2 separate regions of the Mus musculus genome follow, and region 1 is linked to region 2. A link is a loop called in an ENCODE intact Hi-C map of the cell type or tissue named here. Cell type or tissue: left cerebral cortex. All regions are shown on one strand.

Region 1 (8,000 bases), 140 kb after region 2:
TCATTAATATTTTTCTTGATACTACTAATAAACACAGCAAATTGACTCCGGCTTGCTTTCTCTACTTACCCTCTCAACTCCCACCTTCCTCAAGCCACCAGCTCTGGGGAGGCAGTAGGATCCCAGGTATCCCATCTAGGGCTCTGCATGTGACTCCTGTTGCTGAAGGGTAGAGAAAGACCACAGGTTCCTTCTGTATAACAGGGCCCCAGAGAAAGCAGTTGCTCCAGCCCATTTGGCCTGATTTGTTGGGCTTAGAGACAGTGGGGCCCTAAGCCAAGGGTTGATTGACCCTTTACCACCCCTAAAGAAGAGCCTTGAGGGAGGAGGGAGGTAAGAGAGCTATTGCTCATGAGAGACCATGGCATCCTTTCTGGAAGGGAGACAATAGCTGGTGCTCTCTCACCTTTGTTTCCTGTCCCATGCCTGTCCTGGTGTATCCAGATGGGAGAAGGTAAAGAACAAGTGCCCTAATCAGAAAAGCACAGGCTCCTGGCGGGGATCTGTCTTTACAAAGTTAAGAGAACCAGTTTCCGTGTAGAAAAAAACAGTTTCCGTGTAGAAAAAGAGATACCGGCTGCCTTCTGTGTCATCCCCCTAAGTCAGCAGTTAGGCAGCAGGCAGGCACTCCAGCCTGTAGAAATGGCCTGGGCTCTTTTTGTCTTCTTGCCTCTACTGCCAATGGCTCTTTCCCCACCCCCTGGCCCAAATTTGCAGACACCTACATTCTTGGCTCCTGTCTTCCTCCTACAGGCCTCCTACTTGCTTTTGCCTGCCCTGTTCAAACACACTCTAAGAAAACTTTCAGCTTTTGTAGCTCCTTCACTTGGGCCAAGAGTCATGAGTCTTGCCGAGCAGAGCACGGTGGTGGTGGTGGTGGTGGTGGTGGTGATGGTGGAGAGACAGATTGGATCTGAGTAGTGATGGTCATCCTCCTGTCTGCCAGTACATTCAAAATGAAGCCGGTCTGGAGTTCTCATCTTCTCCCGGAATACAAATGTCCTTTTCACCCCTTAGCCCCTTCTGCCCGTCCTGAGGTGAGAATCTTAACAGAAAGGACCCATTGAAGTTCCTAGAGCCCTTCTCCTGACCGGCTGTCTGGAGCTCTGGTAAAACCACAGGGTCCTTCCTTCTGTCACCCTCTCTCCAACCCCACTCCCCCTGCAAGATGTTCTGGGTTTTTTAATCATCCCTCACCGCTAGTTGTCTGTTCTCAAAAGGGGTGTGTGTGTGTGTGTGTGTGTGTGTGTGTGTGTGTGAAAAAGTCTGGCTTTGTCCCCCCTCCCCCATTAGAGACTAGGGGATAGGGGGTGGGGAGGAGAGAAGAATCAGGGACTGAGATCAGGGACTCAACCACCAGGAGTGTCTACCTTAAAAAAAAAAGAAGACGTCTCCGTGGGCCTCCTGTGAGTGAGCAGGAGAGACACCCAGCACCCCTGGCCCAGTCAAGCCAGCTTCTGGCTAGGTCTCCAGAGGCCATTTCTCGAATTAGCATAATGGTCCAATGGGGGGGGGTCCTGAATACGGTGGGGGCACTATGTAAACTCCACCAGCTTTCTTTGCATTTTGCTGTTCTCTTCTTCCCCATCTCAATGTAAAAAATTTTCCTGTTTAAAAAAACAAAACAAGACAAGAACACCTTCTACTTTCTTTGCTTCACACTGTTATTTGGGGGGGGCGCCCCCCATCTCTCATCACCACAATCACCTTCCCTCCTTATCAGGCATCTATGCTGGCTAAAGGGGAGACGTGGGGGGGGGGGCGAGCGTGTGTGTGTGTGTGTGTGTGTGTGTGTGTGTGGTTTTTTCCCTGTGCAAAAGCAGAGGCCATTGTTACGGAGAGTAGGGCGTACCAGTCTTATAGGGCAACCACACTGTGGCGGCTTGGCCGAGCTGGAGCCCGGAGCCGGATTCTCGGCGAGCCGAGCCGCCCAGCACCTTTCGGTCTGCTATTTTCTCCCCCCCGCTCCCCTACCCCTCCCTCCTGCGCACCCCCCGCTCTAAAGCCGAGTGAATTGAAGCGGACGCCGCGCGGCTCCTCTGGCCGGTCTGCCCCTCGGGCTCCCTAGCCGGGGTGGCTTTGGGGAGGGGGGGGGGCGACGCAGCTTTAAACAGTGGTCTTTTTTTCCTTTGCCTTCAAGGAGGGGAGATTTCTCGCCTGCCGCTCGCGCTGGGGCTCGATGTGAATATATATTATGTCTGCCTGTTCTCCCCTCGTCGGTGGCTAAGGTAAGCTGGACTGAAATAGGCTATCAGTTTGTGAATGGCGGAGAGTATGTCTCAATGATTTATGGCCCATATGACTCCAATCTCGGTTCAAGAAGAGTTCACAAGCTTTAAGCTTCCTTCCACGCAGCGACTGACTCTCTCTCTCTCTCTCTCTCTCTCTCTCTCTCTCTCTCTCTCTCTCTCTCTCTCTCTCTCCCTCTCTCCCTCTCTCTCTCCCCCTCCCTCCCTCCCTCCCTCTCTCTCTCTCCCTTTCCGCTTTTCTCCTTTTCCTCTCTCTTCTCTGCTAGCAGCCAGATCCAGGGCTGAATCCCCTCTCCCCCGTTTGCTAAGAAGAGCCAAATCTTCCTCTTTCCCTTTCTTATCCTTTTATTTTTTTTCTTCCTTTCGTTATTTTTTTTAAAGTCTTGGAAGATGGCCTATCCTCTCTCCTGGGGTTTCTCCAGCTATTGTTACCCTTTTCGGCTCTCTCAGGAGTGTGCCTGGAAAGGTGGGGTTCTGGAGGGGGGCTTGCCTCCCTTCTCTAGCGAGACCCAGAGGGTAAGCCCAGAGCCACTGTCTCCATCCCACCCTTCCGAGAAGCCGTATGGAGCCTGAATTTTTCCAACATGGAGGCAAGGGAAATAGACTTGTTTGGCTGGGTAGAGCTGCTCCCCACCCCCTCTTCTGGATCCCAGATTTCAGATCCTCAGGGCACCTTCGGGTTCCTCACTGTCCCATTGAGCCAGGCCTCTGCGCCCTCCAGCCTGGAGCCCTGTTAGGCAAAGTCCCGGAGCAGAGTTGCTAAGGCGCCTTTTAATTCGGTTACCTCCTGCGCCAAACTTGCTGCCGTGGAGCTCGGCCCCGGCCCGGCCTGGTGAGCTTGGAACCTGCCGCCGCTAACCAGTTCGGCGTCCCGATCAGTTTCTCCTCGCCTCCTTGAGCCTGAGCAGGAGGTCGGTAACTCCTCGCCGGCCGGCCACCGCCGCCGCAGACAGTCCGCCAGCAGCGGCAGCTGGAGGCTCTCCGAATCCACAAACCTTCCTGGCCTTGTCTCACCGCCAGAGGAGTCTCCATTCTTTCCTATCACGTCTCTGGCTCCTTCGCTTCCCACACTCGCCTGGCCTCTGTCCTGCGATGGTTTCGTTTCGGGCTTATTGCTGGGGGAGCGACAGAAATTTCGGCCCCAGGCGTCTAGTCAAATGCTGGGCTTTTATTTGTTGTTGTTGTTGTTGTTGTTGTTGTTGTTATCACTATCATCATTATTGCTGTAACAATCATTTAGACTAAATAAAGCCAGGGATCAGCCAGCTAACCCCCTCCAAGGTTTTTATTTCATTCTCTTCTCTATCTATTAATAACAAACTCAACTGATGTCGGTTAATTAATTCTCCCTTTCAGCCAGGGCTGCTCCGAAGCTAATTTTGGTTAAATCATCAGAGGCTAATGGTAATAATAATAAAGGGATTGGGTCAGCCTGGTCAATTGAACTCCAGTCCTCCCTGGAAGGACCTGCTGCTTTTGCACACCCGTGTGTATTTCCAGAAACAAAAATTTCCCAGAAACCAATTGGAACTCAGGGCTACATCATCTCCCCTTTAAGTACAGGGATCTGTGTCATAAGGGCAGCGTTTGCGTGTGGGAGGGGTTCACCCCACCTGAAGTTTTTTTTGCATTTTATTTTTACCACGTTTTCTTTGGAGTTGACCAGCTGGGCTGAATGATAGTTTAAGTTTTGCTCAAAGCACATGACACAGAGAGGATCAGACTGGAGGTTTTAGGGAAGTACCCATAAGAGGACTGGAGAGGACAGAGAAAGAGTCAGAAATCTCAGAACAAATACAAAACCTCCTGACACGGTCCAGCTTTATTTTTCGGGTGCACTTTAAAAAGACTGTGTTAGAATAGTGACCATAATTTTATTTTATTTTATTTTTTGCTGTTGGGAACCTCAGTAAACAGCCTCCCCTTTGAATCCAGAGAAGAATAGTGTTCAAATTGTTTTGTGAGTCTTTCTCATCCTGGATAATTTCCCCCATCTCAGTAGAAAAGAGATTCCAGCAGATGCACAGTTTTTCCTTTTCCTTTTTCTTTTTCCCTGAGAAATAAAAGAAAACAGATTGTTATGGATTGGGGGTGGGGAAAACCCAAGCCAAATGGTCATAGCACCAACTGGTCTTGCCTGGGAAATCTAAACAAGCATGGTCCATTTGGACGCTCCACAGGGGCCTCTGGCTGCTAGGTCCCAGGCCTGCCTGAGTCAAGACTGGAGGTGATGGTACCTTCAGATGGGACATAGATGGATGGAACTTGGTTCCACTGCCTCTGGGGTTAAAAATCTTCAGGAGTTTTCTGCCTTAGGCTGCTATGATCTTGGAGGGAAGAGTCCCAGATGAATTTGCTTTTCATTCTGGCTTGGGTCTAAGATCTGCAAGTTCCAGGCTAGACTTTGCTTAGGTGGAAAGATATGGAAGGAAGAAAGACTGGAAGCAGAGAGGCCTCCCTAAGGGAAGGAGGACCTCTGGGATGCTTCTACTTTAGAGTCTAATAGTGCCCTCTCCCTGGGATTGCCCCATCCCAGGGTTGGGGAGTTGCGGGGGTGGGGGAGGTTAAGGAAAAATTGTAGAAGAGGCCAGGGGTTGGTTATTTCGGGGTGCCAGAGAGAGGGGCAATGGTCCACGAAGCAGTGGTGTTCTATTCCTAAGCGGTCCTCGAAGGAGTACAGTCTTGATTTTGTTTTAAAAAAAAATGGAAATGAAAATGGATGTTTTCTTTTTCCCGTTAAAATTAAAGTTGAAGTGTGAAGCATCCAAGTCAGGTTAGATACTTGGTCTCAGCGTCTGCTGCAGAGATACTGGCGAGGGGAGAAGAAGAAAAAAAAAAAACTATTGATGTCAGTTCCCTTTTTAGTTCCTAAGATGGATTCGAGGCCCAGTCCTCTTCTCCCCTCTGTCTCTTCTCTCGCCCCGCAGGTCAGCCGCTTGGAACAGACCCGAGAGGAGGGGGGCAGAAAGGGGAGGGGGGTCCGGCGTGTCACGTGACCCCCAGGGGTGCCAATGTCCGGTCGTGAGGGTATCAGGCCCTTGCAAGTTGCCACCCACTGCCCGGGCCTCGCCCAGCGATGCAGAAAGCCACCTACTACGACAACACCGCAGCTGCGCTCTTCGGAGGCTACTCCTCGTACCCTGGCAGCAATGGTTTCGGCTACGACGGGCCTCCCCAGCCCCCCTTTCAGGCCGCCACGCACCTGGAGGGTGACTACCAGCGCTCAGCGTGTTCTCTGCAGTCCCTGGGCAACGCCGCCCCACATGCCAAGAGCAAGGAGCTCAATGGCAGCTGCATGAGGCCAGGCCTGGCCCCAGAGCCCCTGCCCGCACCTCCGGGCTCACCCCCACCCAGCGCCGCACCTACCAGTACCACTAGCAACAGCAATAACGGGGGTGGGCCCAGCAAAAGCGGCCCCCCCAAGTGCGGTGCCGGCTCCAACTCCACCCTCACCAAACAGATATTCCCCTGGATGAAAGAGTCGAGGCAAACGTCCAAGCTGAAAAACAGCTCCCCCGGCACAGGTACCAGCTCTCTGCCTTCCTAGTCAGCTTTTGTCCAACCCAGGAATTTCACTGTTATTATAGCATCCGACCCCAAGGCGCCCACAAGGCGGCCTGGAGACAATATTAGATGGCTGCCTAGTGCTTTTTAGCTACCTCTCACTACCTGATGACCTCTGACCTGACCAACACCCAGTCCATCCAACCATCCTCCATCTGGGCTTCCAAGAGTTTCCAGGAGGTGGGATGGTTGGCTTTACAGCCCTTCCCAAGGCCGCACCGCCTGGAGGCACAGAGTCATCAAGGATAGATTATTATTAAGTATGATTATTGTAGGTATTAATCACCATCGCTCAGGCAGCCTGGGGTCCCGGCCTGCAGCCACCCGAGCCTCTATGTGCCACACATCCAGGCCCTGCCCACCAGTGTCCAGTCTCCCCCCCCCCGCCCCCCTCCCAAGGTGTTCTCAGTCACTTGTCTTGTAAAGAGGGCGGACAGAAGGGAGGAATCACCTCAGACTTGGATTTGGATATACGGGGAGGGTGCGCGCACACGCAAAATCCTAGCCCTAAATAAATGGCCACGCAGCTCTGTCTGTTTGACATGATCAAATTTTCATAAGCTGGGGCCGTGAAAGGAGAACAGGTCTCTTAATAAATGCCACTATTATAGAGTGTCCGCTAATGCGACGGGAGGTAGGAAGGGGGGGGGTGGTGGTGTAGAGGAGGTGGGGACGCGAAGGGGAGGGCAGCGGGGCCTCCGAGTCCAGGCCTGGATTTATTAAGAAACGATGCATTCAATTTCGGCGTGTTCAGTAATTATCTTTTATTTCATTTTCTCCCCTTCCCACCCCTCCCCCCTCGGGTCCAGCAGAAGGTTGTGGTGGTGGCGGCGGCGGTGGTGGCGGCGGCGGCGGCGGTGGCGGCGGCAGCAGCGGCGGGGGCGGCGGCGGCGGCGGGGGAGGGGACAAGAGCCCCCCGGGGTCGGCCGCGTCCAAGCGGGCGCGCACGGCGTACACAAGCGCGCAGCTGGTGGAGCTGGAGAAGGAGTTCCACTTCAACCGTTATTTGTGCCGGCCGCGCCGGGTCGAGATGGCCAATCTGCTGAACCTCAGCGAGCGCCAGATCAAGATCTGGTTCCAGAACCGTCGCATGAAGTACAAGAAAGACCAGAAGGCCAAGGGGCTGGCCTCGTCCTCTGGGGGTCCCTCTCCGGCCGGAAGCCCCCCGCAGCCCATGCAGTCCACGGCCGGCTTCATGAACGCCTTACACTCCATGACCCCCAGCTACGACAGCCCGTCCCCACCAGCTTTCGGCAAAGGCCACCAGAATGCCTACGCGCTGCCTTCCAACTACCAGCCCCCTCTTAAGGGTTGCGGCGCCCCACAGAAGTACCCCCCGACCCCGGCGTCGGAGTATGAGCCCCACGTCCTCCAAGCTAACGGGGGCGCCTACGGGACGCCCACCATGCAGGGCAGTCCGGTGTATGTGGGCGGGGGTGGCTACGCGGATCCGCTGCCGCCCCCTGCCGGCCCCTCCCTCTACGGCCTCAATCACCTTTCCCACCACCCCTCGGGGAACCTGGACTACAACGGGGCGGCCCCTATGGGCCCCAACCAGCATCATGGACCCTGTGACCCTCACCCCACGTACACAGACCTCTCCTCTCACCACGCACCGCCTCAGGGTAGAATCCAAGAAGCGCCCAAACTGACACACCTGTGATGGGAGGGGCGGGCTGGGGAGGGAGGGGTGAGGTTAAGGGCCAGGGAGACGGCGGACTTGGGGGATGGGCGCGGTTTAGAGTCCTGAAAGAGGTGTGGGATGGGGTTGTCGCCAGGTTTCCAGAAACAGAACAGGCCTGGGGTGCCTTCCCAGCTCCCAGGCCCCCTCCCCGCCCCCAGGGGCTGTCTTTTAAGTCCTCCATGCCTGGTTCCATCTGTCTGCCAACAACCCTTGGAAAGGAATCCACAGCAGGTTGGAGACGGGACCACATCAATCCCAGGGTTCCCAGGGTTCCAGCACTACCAAGTGGGAATTTCAGATTGGAGAGGTGACGTGGAGTCGGGTAGAGGGAGCCAAGACAGGCAAGCAGGGCAGAGAAGCACATTCAACACTTAATGGCTTGGCTATCAGCAAGCAATCAACTTACCTTGCATCTCTGTGGGTAATTTCCCCAAAATCTTGATTTTTTTTGTTCTCCCTTTCAGTCTCCCTGTGAAAAATAAGAAAATACATTTAAATCGAAG
Region 2 (8,000 bases):
TCTAGATATGTTTACCAAAAAGGAGCCAGGAATTAGGTGTGGTGATACAGGCCTCTAAGTTCAGTCTTGGGATACTGAGGTAGGAAAATTGCAGCAAGTTTAAGTTGAGGCCAGAGGGGCTACACCATGAAGTTCAGGCCAATCTGAACTATGGATGAAACCATGTCTTGTTATTATTATTAATTTATAAAAGCCAAGTCTGGGGAAAAGGAAGGAGAGGGACATCACCTCCACTTCCTGGGACACAGGATGTGTGTGCCCCTCAGAGACCCAGACAGATCCTGACAGAGATCCGATGAGCTTGGAAATTTCTATCATCCCGCCCCCCCACACACCCGTGGTCCAGCCTAAGCCCCCAAGGCCCCAGGGTCCTGAACCCTGCTTGGGAGATCAATCTCTGCTTCCCGCGTTCCTCATTCCAAGCCACTTTGGGGTAGCTTTTGAAAGGAGAGGTTCTTACTCTTTGGTCCCTAGCATCCCAGACCTGAGGTTTGTGTGAGGCCTCAGCATAGACAGGAATGTGGGGAGCCTGTGAGGTAAGTGAGTAGGTGCACTGTGAAGTGTGCTCCCCACTTAGGCAAGAAGCCACAAGATGCACTGTGCCATCTCAATGAACAGAGGGCCCAAGTAGAGAGAGGCCTGGGCAGGTGAAAGTTCTGGACACCCAGGCTCTACATTTACCAGTCTACTCTAAAGGGCTTAAAATTCTATGGTTCCTCTACTTTTCGTTGGTACTAATTTCAGAACAGACAAAAAGATTTGGGGGGTCTTAGAGATTTATTCTGCCACCAACATTTTGAACTATTAAGAAGACAAGCGCTCCCCCTTCCGGTAGACATTTGCCATTTCAGGAAACCAGCCCGCCGCCCAAGGCTTGCATCCATTACTTCCACCCCCCCACCCCCCCCACCCCCCCCCCAGCTTCGAGCTTGCTGCAGCCTGGGACCTCCTGGCCTTCAGGTTCCGAGGGTTCTGGGAATATGAAAGCTCCAGGACTCGAAGGCGCCAGGAATTCCAGCAGATGTATCAGTCTAGCCTCGGATAAGCCCCGGAGGAGGGCAGGAAGGGCTGGAGATCAAGGCCTCAGGTGCCCGCTGCCTTCTATCCATCTCTTGGTTCCACCGGGATAATAAATTAATCTTCCTACGCAGAACCACGCACGGCGGGTTTTCTACTTTTTATTTCCTTTCTTATTTGTATGGAACCTAAACGAAGCAAGTTTTTTTTTTTTTTAATTTCATTTTAAGCAATTTTAGGGAACTCTTTTTCCCAATCGCATTTTGCGAAGCCACCACCGACCCAACCACCTCGACACTGCTCACTTCTTTATGTGTAAAATACAACAAAATGCCCGTGACTACCCTGACTCACCTGCTGCGATTTTCTTTTCAGTAAGAGATACCTGAAGATCTTCCTTCCTTCCTTTCTTTCTTAAAACAACCGAGAAAAATCTGTGACAACTTCAGACAATACTATCAAAGGATAAACAATTCCTGGGACACGCATCTATTCCGGAAAATAATTGGGGAATACCTTTTTCATTAATAAGGTATAATTTTACTCTGAGCCGTTCTGTATACCCTCCCCTTCCCTCCGACCCATTTCAGTTCCTCCAGCTCAGAGTAACGAAACTGGATTCCAATGTACCATTTTAAAAAACAAAAAACAAAAAAAACAAAAAACAAAGACACCCTTTGTAGGGTGTCTACACCCTAGTGCCAATATCACTCTTAACGACTAAGCAGGTGGACTGTATTAGGCCTCTAGAGGTCCAATGAGTGGATTGTGGCAAGTGTGTGGACAGGGCTTCCGGAAGCTCTTTTGAATCTAGGTCCCAGCCACAGCAAAGCGAAGGGTGACCCCCAGGCTTTCAAGTTCCGGCCTTTTACTAATGCAGGCAAACACTTCCGGGGGTTGGGGAGGTAGGAGAACGCTGGTAGGTTTGCAGCGTAATGAAAATGTGTTTTACCTCTCCTGAGCATTCTATTACTGGGGATTGCTTAAAGACAGCTCTAGCATGCAGGCTCCTCCTCCAGCTCGGAAGGGTTGCCGGTTCCCCTCCCCCCAACACAGAGAGGGTTCCCAGCTTCCCCCACCCCACCCCCATTCAAGTTTCTAAGCGCTGCACTTTAATTAGGTTTCTTTCGGGGAAACCGCGCCCCATCCCTACCCCAGTCCCATCTAATAGAAACCCCAGAGTACAATCTCGAATTAAATAAATGAACTCGTTACCGTCGACTGCCATAAAGCGCCCAGGCGGCTGTGGTGGAAAAGACGAAGGGAAGAGGTTTCAGTGGTTTTTGAAAGGCATTTATACCACAAGCTCACCCACCTGAACACTCTCTGTCGGGGCAGACGTAGGGGAAACTCAGGAGCCGCCCACCTCCTCCTGCCCAAGCGCGGGGCACCGTCCCTCCTCCCGGCTCTGGTTGGGGCTGGAAGAGAGATTCAAAACATCCAATGGGGGAACAGATGCCAGCCTGCCTTCCTTTCACGACTACTAGTTGTGGGGGGTGGGGGAAGGGCACGGAGTGGTCCGAGACTGTGAAAGAAAGAATGCCACCATTACCCTTAGCCTCCCCTAATTGCCCCCTGAAACAGGAGAGGCAGCAAAGGAATGCAGTAGCCCCCAGAATTATGGGAAGAGGAAAGCAACGACTGTGGGCACCCAGTCTGTGGGGGTCAGGGACTTTGCCATTGAACTTGAAGATCCAGGCTGGTGGTCTCCCCTCCCCCTCCCCCACTCTACTAAATGCTAAATTCTTTATGGGGAGAGAGGGGGAATATGGGGCGGGGTAGAAGGGTAAAACGCACATCTCTGGCCTTTGAGAAAGCTGGGGCTGGTGGTTGCATTTACTACTACCCAGAGACCTTATGGGAGCCGCTGCTCCAAATATCCCCTACCCTAGGAGCAGAGTAGATTCTTCAGCCTTCTCTCTAGCCTCAGAAATGGTGGGCCAGGGATTCTGCCTCACCCCAGAGTTAGGTTCTTGGGTTCCTCTTCTAGCTGTGGGAATCTCAAGAGCAGGCTGAAATCTTTGGGCAGATGTTTGAAGAATTCAGGGTCTAGAAGCAACTGGGTCCCCATCTCCACCTCTGCAGACCAATCAAGAGTGTTATTTATCCTATCCTCTTTGTTTGGTTTACTGCTTGCAAGAGTTTCTCTTTTAAACTGTAAACTAACATACAGTTTTCTGTAACCGAGCGTTTCTTATGTATCAACTTGGGATCTGCCTCTAGAAGCCCTTGAAGGAATGTCGCTCAAGCACTGAGGGACACTGGAAGTCTCTGCAATAAGAGGAAAGGCCTCAAAGGTTCTCTCAGAGGCAACTGTCAGGGGCATCTTGATGGCCTTTGAAGGGATGTCGTTCGGGTCAAAAATGACAAAGAAAATGCTTCGAAGTATGCGGGACATTTTTGGTTTGGGCTAGGGAGAGGCTTGCTGGTACCCTGGGTACCTTGGGCATGTGGCTTTAAGTTTGTCTTTGACCAGATGGAATCTTGGCAAGAAAAAAAATAATAAATATTGTTAATGTTCTCATTTTTATTTAAAACGTTTTGTACCTGTGTTGAAAGCTAGACAAGATCCAACAAGGATAATGATTTACTAGCAGACAGGAAATTAACACAATGCCAGGGCAGAGTGTCGCAGCTCCCCTCAGGGCCTCTGGCTCCCTTCCTCTCCTCAATGCCTTCTCAGAAGTTCCTGTGGTAGCTTCCGAGGAGACACTGGAAGGGGTCCCAACACAGCAGTGTTGAACCCTTTCTGTACAGGAGCATCATGAAGCATCATGGGATAGGTCACCTCCTGAGAGTACTAACTTGCTAACTTGAAGTTTGGGTGGGTAAGTTCAGCTGCAGACATTTAGCAAATACCCAATTTCCCCCAAACTGGCACCTTTTCTAGTGTCCCTCAGGGCTATTGTCCCCCACCCTGAACTCATTACTTAGTAAAGAAATGGAGACAATAGTGCCACTCACTTTATTTGTGTCAAAATGGTAGAATCTTGGTCCCAAAAGGGGACTTCTCTTAATTTCTGAGTTCCAGGTCTTTACCAGAAGACAGACCAGGAAGCCAGTCTTTCCCACCCTCTAACAAACTTCTTCCTAGGCAGTGACAAACACCTGCTTCCTTCTGGAACTCTCTATTTAGATCACAGAGGGCAGGTGCTTTACAAACACTCTAGCCCTTGCCTCACTGGGGACTGGGTAGATTTGTCTGAGTGTGAAAACAGGGTAAATAAAACGCATGTGATCCCAGCACTCGGGAGGCAGAGGCAGGCGGATTTCTGAGTTCGAGGCCAGCCTGGTCTACAAAATGAGTTCCAGGACAGCCAGGGCTACACAGAGAAACCCTGTCTCGGAAAAACCAAAAAAAAAAAAAAACAAAAAAAAAAACAAAAAAAAAAACGCATGTGATCATTTAGTTCAACTCAGTTTTCACTTCAAGCACCTCGTGCATGCCAGTTTCCACTGGAGGTGGAAGGCAGAAGAGACCTGGGGGGACACAATGCCTGCCCCTAATTTTGATTAGATTCCCTGTCAGCTCTTAGGTCTTACTGCCTCACTGCTCCCCTCCCCGCGCTGAGGACTCCATTTTATGTTTTCTGTCCTGTGAGGTAGAGGGACATATTTACCAACTATTACAGTCAGGACAAATGGAGAAACAGGAGGGAGGCACACAGGCTGCCACCTGGAGAGGTTTCTCCCGTAGAAGCCCTGTTCCAGGAGGAACTGGAAAGATGTTCAGAATATCGAAAACTGAAGAAAATACGCGCGGAAAACACAGGAGAGGAAGTAGGAAACTATAGGACCCAGCGAGAGACTTGCGTGAACTTCCCTCTCTGGATGGAGGTAGGGAGGAGGGGTGTATCTCACAGGGGCCTGGAAAACAGGGCAGAACCTGACACTGTGGCCCTTCCAGACTCTGACCACCGCTCCTCCACTCAGGCAGGCACCACACACACACACACACACACACACACACACACACACCCAACTCCCTGTCAGAGACAAGCGCCAGCCTTTGTTTGGTTCAATGGGTGAAGTTCGCTCCCCCTCCCCCTCCAAGCAAGGTTTTGTCATTGAACTTGAGTCAGGTTGTAAACGTTCCTTTAGCCCTTCGGGAGTGTGAGAAGTGGGTGGAGGGGAAAGGGGCAGAGGGGGCTCTGGAAGGACCTGGAGCGCCAGAGACCTGGCCTTTCTAAATCAGGCGTTACTTTATTAAAGGTCCTTGTCTTCTGGGAGAACGAACAGGGTCGGAGTGTAAAAAACAAAAACAAAACCAAAACAAAACAAAAAACAAAAAAACCCAAAACCCGTCGTTGAGGCCTTAGAGCAAATGAGGCCGATGCCTTAGGCTCCGCGTGACTAGCGTTTTCGTTCTCGCGCACTCTCCATTCCCCGGAGTTTACCTTGGGTTAAGCAGTCAGCCCCCTAGTATCTTTTCTCGCCATCAAGATAAACACGTGCATAAATAACAAAGGATTAACAGCTCCAGCTAGCGCTCAATCAGAGGCGGGTCACCCTGCTGCTCGGTCCTCACTACCCTTGTTGCAGCCCGGAAGGTCCCCCTGCCCGCAGAGCGACCACCAAACCTCGCATGTGCTCGATCTTTGTCTCAGGACGAGGGTGCAGAAGCTCGGGCAACGGGGCGTCTCCCGTCTCCCGCAGAGGAACCTCGGCCACTGCAGCCGGGGAACCCGGGCGAAGTGCGTCTTTCCCAGAGATCTGCTGAGAGCCGAGGCCCGTGACTGGTGAGAGGGCCGTAGAAGCGGGTACTGAAAACAACCACTGAACTGTGGTTGTTTTGTTTGGTTGTGATCATTTTTGTTTTAGGAATTCCCGATCCTGGAAGCCTGAGGAGAGCGGATGTCCACGGCGGGATGTGGGAGTGTTTGCTGGCTGTAGAATGCCGGGTAGAAGGTGGCCCCGGGCGAGCTGCGGTCAGGGAGAGCCCGGCTAGCCTGGGGGCCTGAGGTGAGAAGAATGGGATTCTGCCCGGGTGGGATCCGGCCCAGGAGTCTCTTCCAGGAGCACCTCCACAAACCCCGGGAGGAAGGTTAAGGAGACTCCAGATCTGGTCAACTCCTGCAAAGTTTCCGGCCCTTCCATTTATGGCCGGAGAAAATTGCCAGGAGGCAGATTCACAGTGGCAAAAGGGAAGTGGCCGAGTGAATTATCAGGATAATGTCATGGATGCTCTGTCTCCCAGTTCCTACCGAAGACTGTTTGGAATAAAGAACTGGGTATTTTCATCTTCTGCCCTCCAGGCCCAGGAAAGAATTCAGCCATTCCCTCTCCCTTTGTCTTGACCTTGGGAGTTGGGGAGGTGGGGAGACTCTCGGGTCAAGTTCACTTTTCGTCCTTTATCTTTTCGAAGAAATTAGGGCAGTAGTTTGATTCCAAGAGGGGGTAGCTCCTAATTGTGACATTGTGTTGGAGGAGGGGGAAGCGTTCAAGAAAGCTTTTTAATTTCAATTTGTTGCTCCGTTCTCAACCACCGGCGTCGCGTGCTGTGAAGGAGACACAATTTGAGGAGAAACAAAGTGGTTCAATTGGGGGAAAAACATTTAAAAGTGTCTTAAACTAGGCACTCGCCTGGTTCTGTGTTTGTTGGGTGCTGCATTTTGATCAAAGTTAAGCGTTTACAGTATTGGGCACAAATATTTCTGCGGAAACTGACTTAGAGGGAAAAGGGGACCAAAATGCTTCCCCTGAAGGTTCGGATTACACACAATGAAGTAAATTCCACAACGTTCTTAATGGGGGAGAGTCAAAATACAGAAATAAAAATAAAGACATATTCTCTAGTTCCCATCCACCCACCATCACACAAATAGAAAACCGGGATTGGAAAATTCTTACAAAACATCCCCGCGTTCCTTCTGTCTGCCAGTGATTTAAATTTGGAGCCTCTATTACTAGCTAGTTTTTGATCTCCAGTGCCTGGGTTCTGACTCTCAGTGCTGTGCATCCAAGCTTGCTTTAAAACGTGCCTTTCTTGGGCCATAAGCGGCATCCCAGCATCCCAGGTGATTGCAGTTTCTAATTAGTACTTTTAAAATTTGTGATATTAAGAAAAGAGTTGTCAGGTTTTAAGGAATCCATTTCTCTAGTGGTCATTTAGGTCCAGCCTGTTCTCCAAAACTGCCTTTTCTTCCTCTTGATTGACAGAGCAACATATTCGTACAGTCAAGTATTTTCTGATATTTGACTTTACTTCTACAAAGTACTTCCAATACATAACAATACTTTCCAAAGTATTAAAATACTACAAAGAAAACAAAGTCCATACCATAAGCTGCCATCTCACAAGCTGCCATCCCATAAACTTCCATCGCAGAACCCGCCATCAAAGTTTTCAAAGGTTTAATCTCTGATGTGTTTTGTTGCTTGTTCTTTATTCTGTGTACAAGTGTATTTCAAAATCGATTTTTTTAAATAATTGTGTGTATGTGTATGTTGAGTTTTAAATTCAGTTTTAAATTAGGAACGTTTCCCAGTGTCACTAAACATGTTTCAAAATCCTGGCTCTAATAATTTTGCAATACTTAATTCTCTAGAGGTGCCAGCAAAAAAAAAAAAAAAAAAAATCTCTAGGGGATCTAACTCAGAGATAGAGTGCTCCCTAGCACGCTCAAGGCCCTTAGTTTTATTCCCCCCAAAATACAACTTAAAGTTCAGTTGTTGGGCATTTGGGTTGTTTCCTTTTTTTTTTTTTTTCTTCTGTTTGAGATCTTTCCACTCTGCTGGCCTGGCGCTTTCTATGTTGACCAGTTCCCACCCGGATCTTAGAATTTTACAATTAATTCATAAAAAAAAAAGTGTTCTCTTAGTACATTTGGTGGGAAGATGCGAGTTGCATCCCACTGGAACAGAATGCTTTGAACTTATTAGGTTACAAAGTTTCAGCTCGGACCAGGAGACCGCAAACGGAAGCTTTCTCAAACGTTCCATGAAGATGCTCCACGATTTGATCACAGTGGCAGGTATGTGTC

Evidence for each region. A loop is a pair of places that touch in the nucleus more often than their neighbours do. Peaks named below come from ENCODE experiments on the same cell type or tissue, not always from the same donor. Only the 100,000 strongest peaks of a DNase experiment are listed, where the experiment ranks them.
Region 1: a loop joins it to region 2, with 2.5 times the contacts of the local background. A loop is called at or near these places in 5 of 42 quality-filtered maps.

Annotation. Positions count from the first base shown.
Region 1 is chr11:96,338,924-96,346,923 of GRCm38, forward strand. Hoxb3 (homeobox B3) reads left to right here. Exons shown (of 4, transcript NM_001079869.1): 2 at 2,141-2,228; 3 at 5,177-5,773; 4 at 6,623-8,000. The coding sequence starts at 5,326. The coding sequence ends at 7,476. Hoxb3os (homeobox B3 and homeobox B2, opposite strand) reads right to left here. Exons shown (of 4, transcript NR_155303.1): 3 at 7,904-7,966; 4 at 4,111-4,302. Among named protein-coding and RNA genes, the nearest start is that of Hoxb2, 8.7 kb to the right of the region's middle. In left cerebral cortex, no CTCF peak of the experiment used is centred here; DNase peaks (open chromatin) are centred at 3,334, 3,724 and 3,904.
Region 2 is chr11:96,197,945-96,205,944 of GRCm38, forward strand. It overlaps Gm30134 (a long non-coding RNA gene), which reads right to left and starts at 5,682. Exons shown (of 3, transcript XR_001780305.1): 1 at 5,598-5,682; 2 at 1,372-3,096; 3 at 1,191-1,205. Gm11538 (predicted gene 11538) reads left to right here and starts at 5,510. Exons shown (of 2, transcript NR_108029.1): 1 at 5,510-5,756; 2 at 5,839-7,536. In left cerebral cortex, a CTCF peak has its summit at 809; no DNase peak of the experiment used is centred here.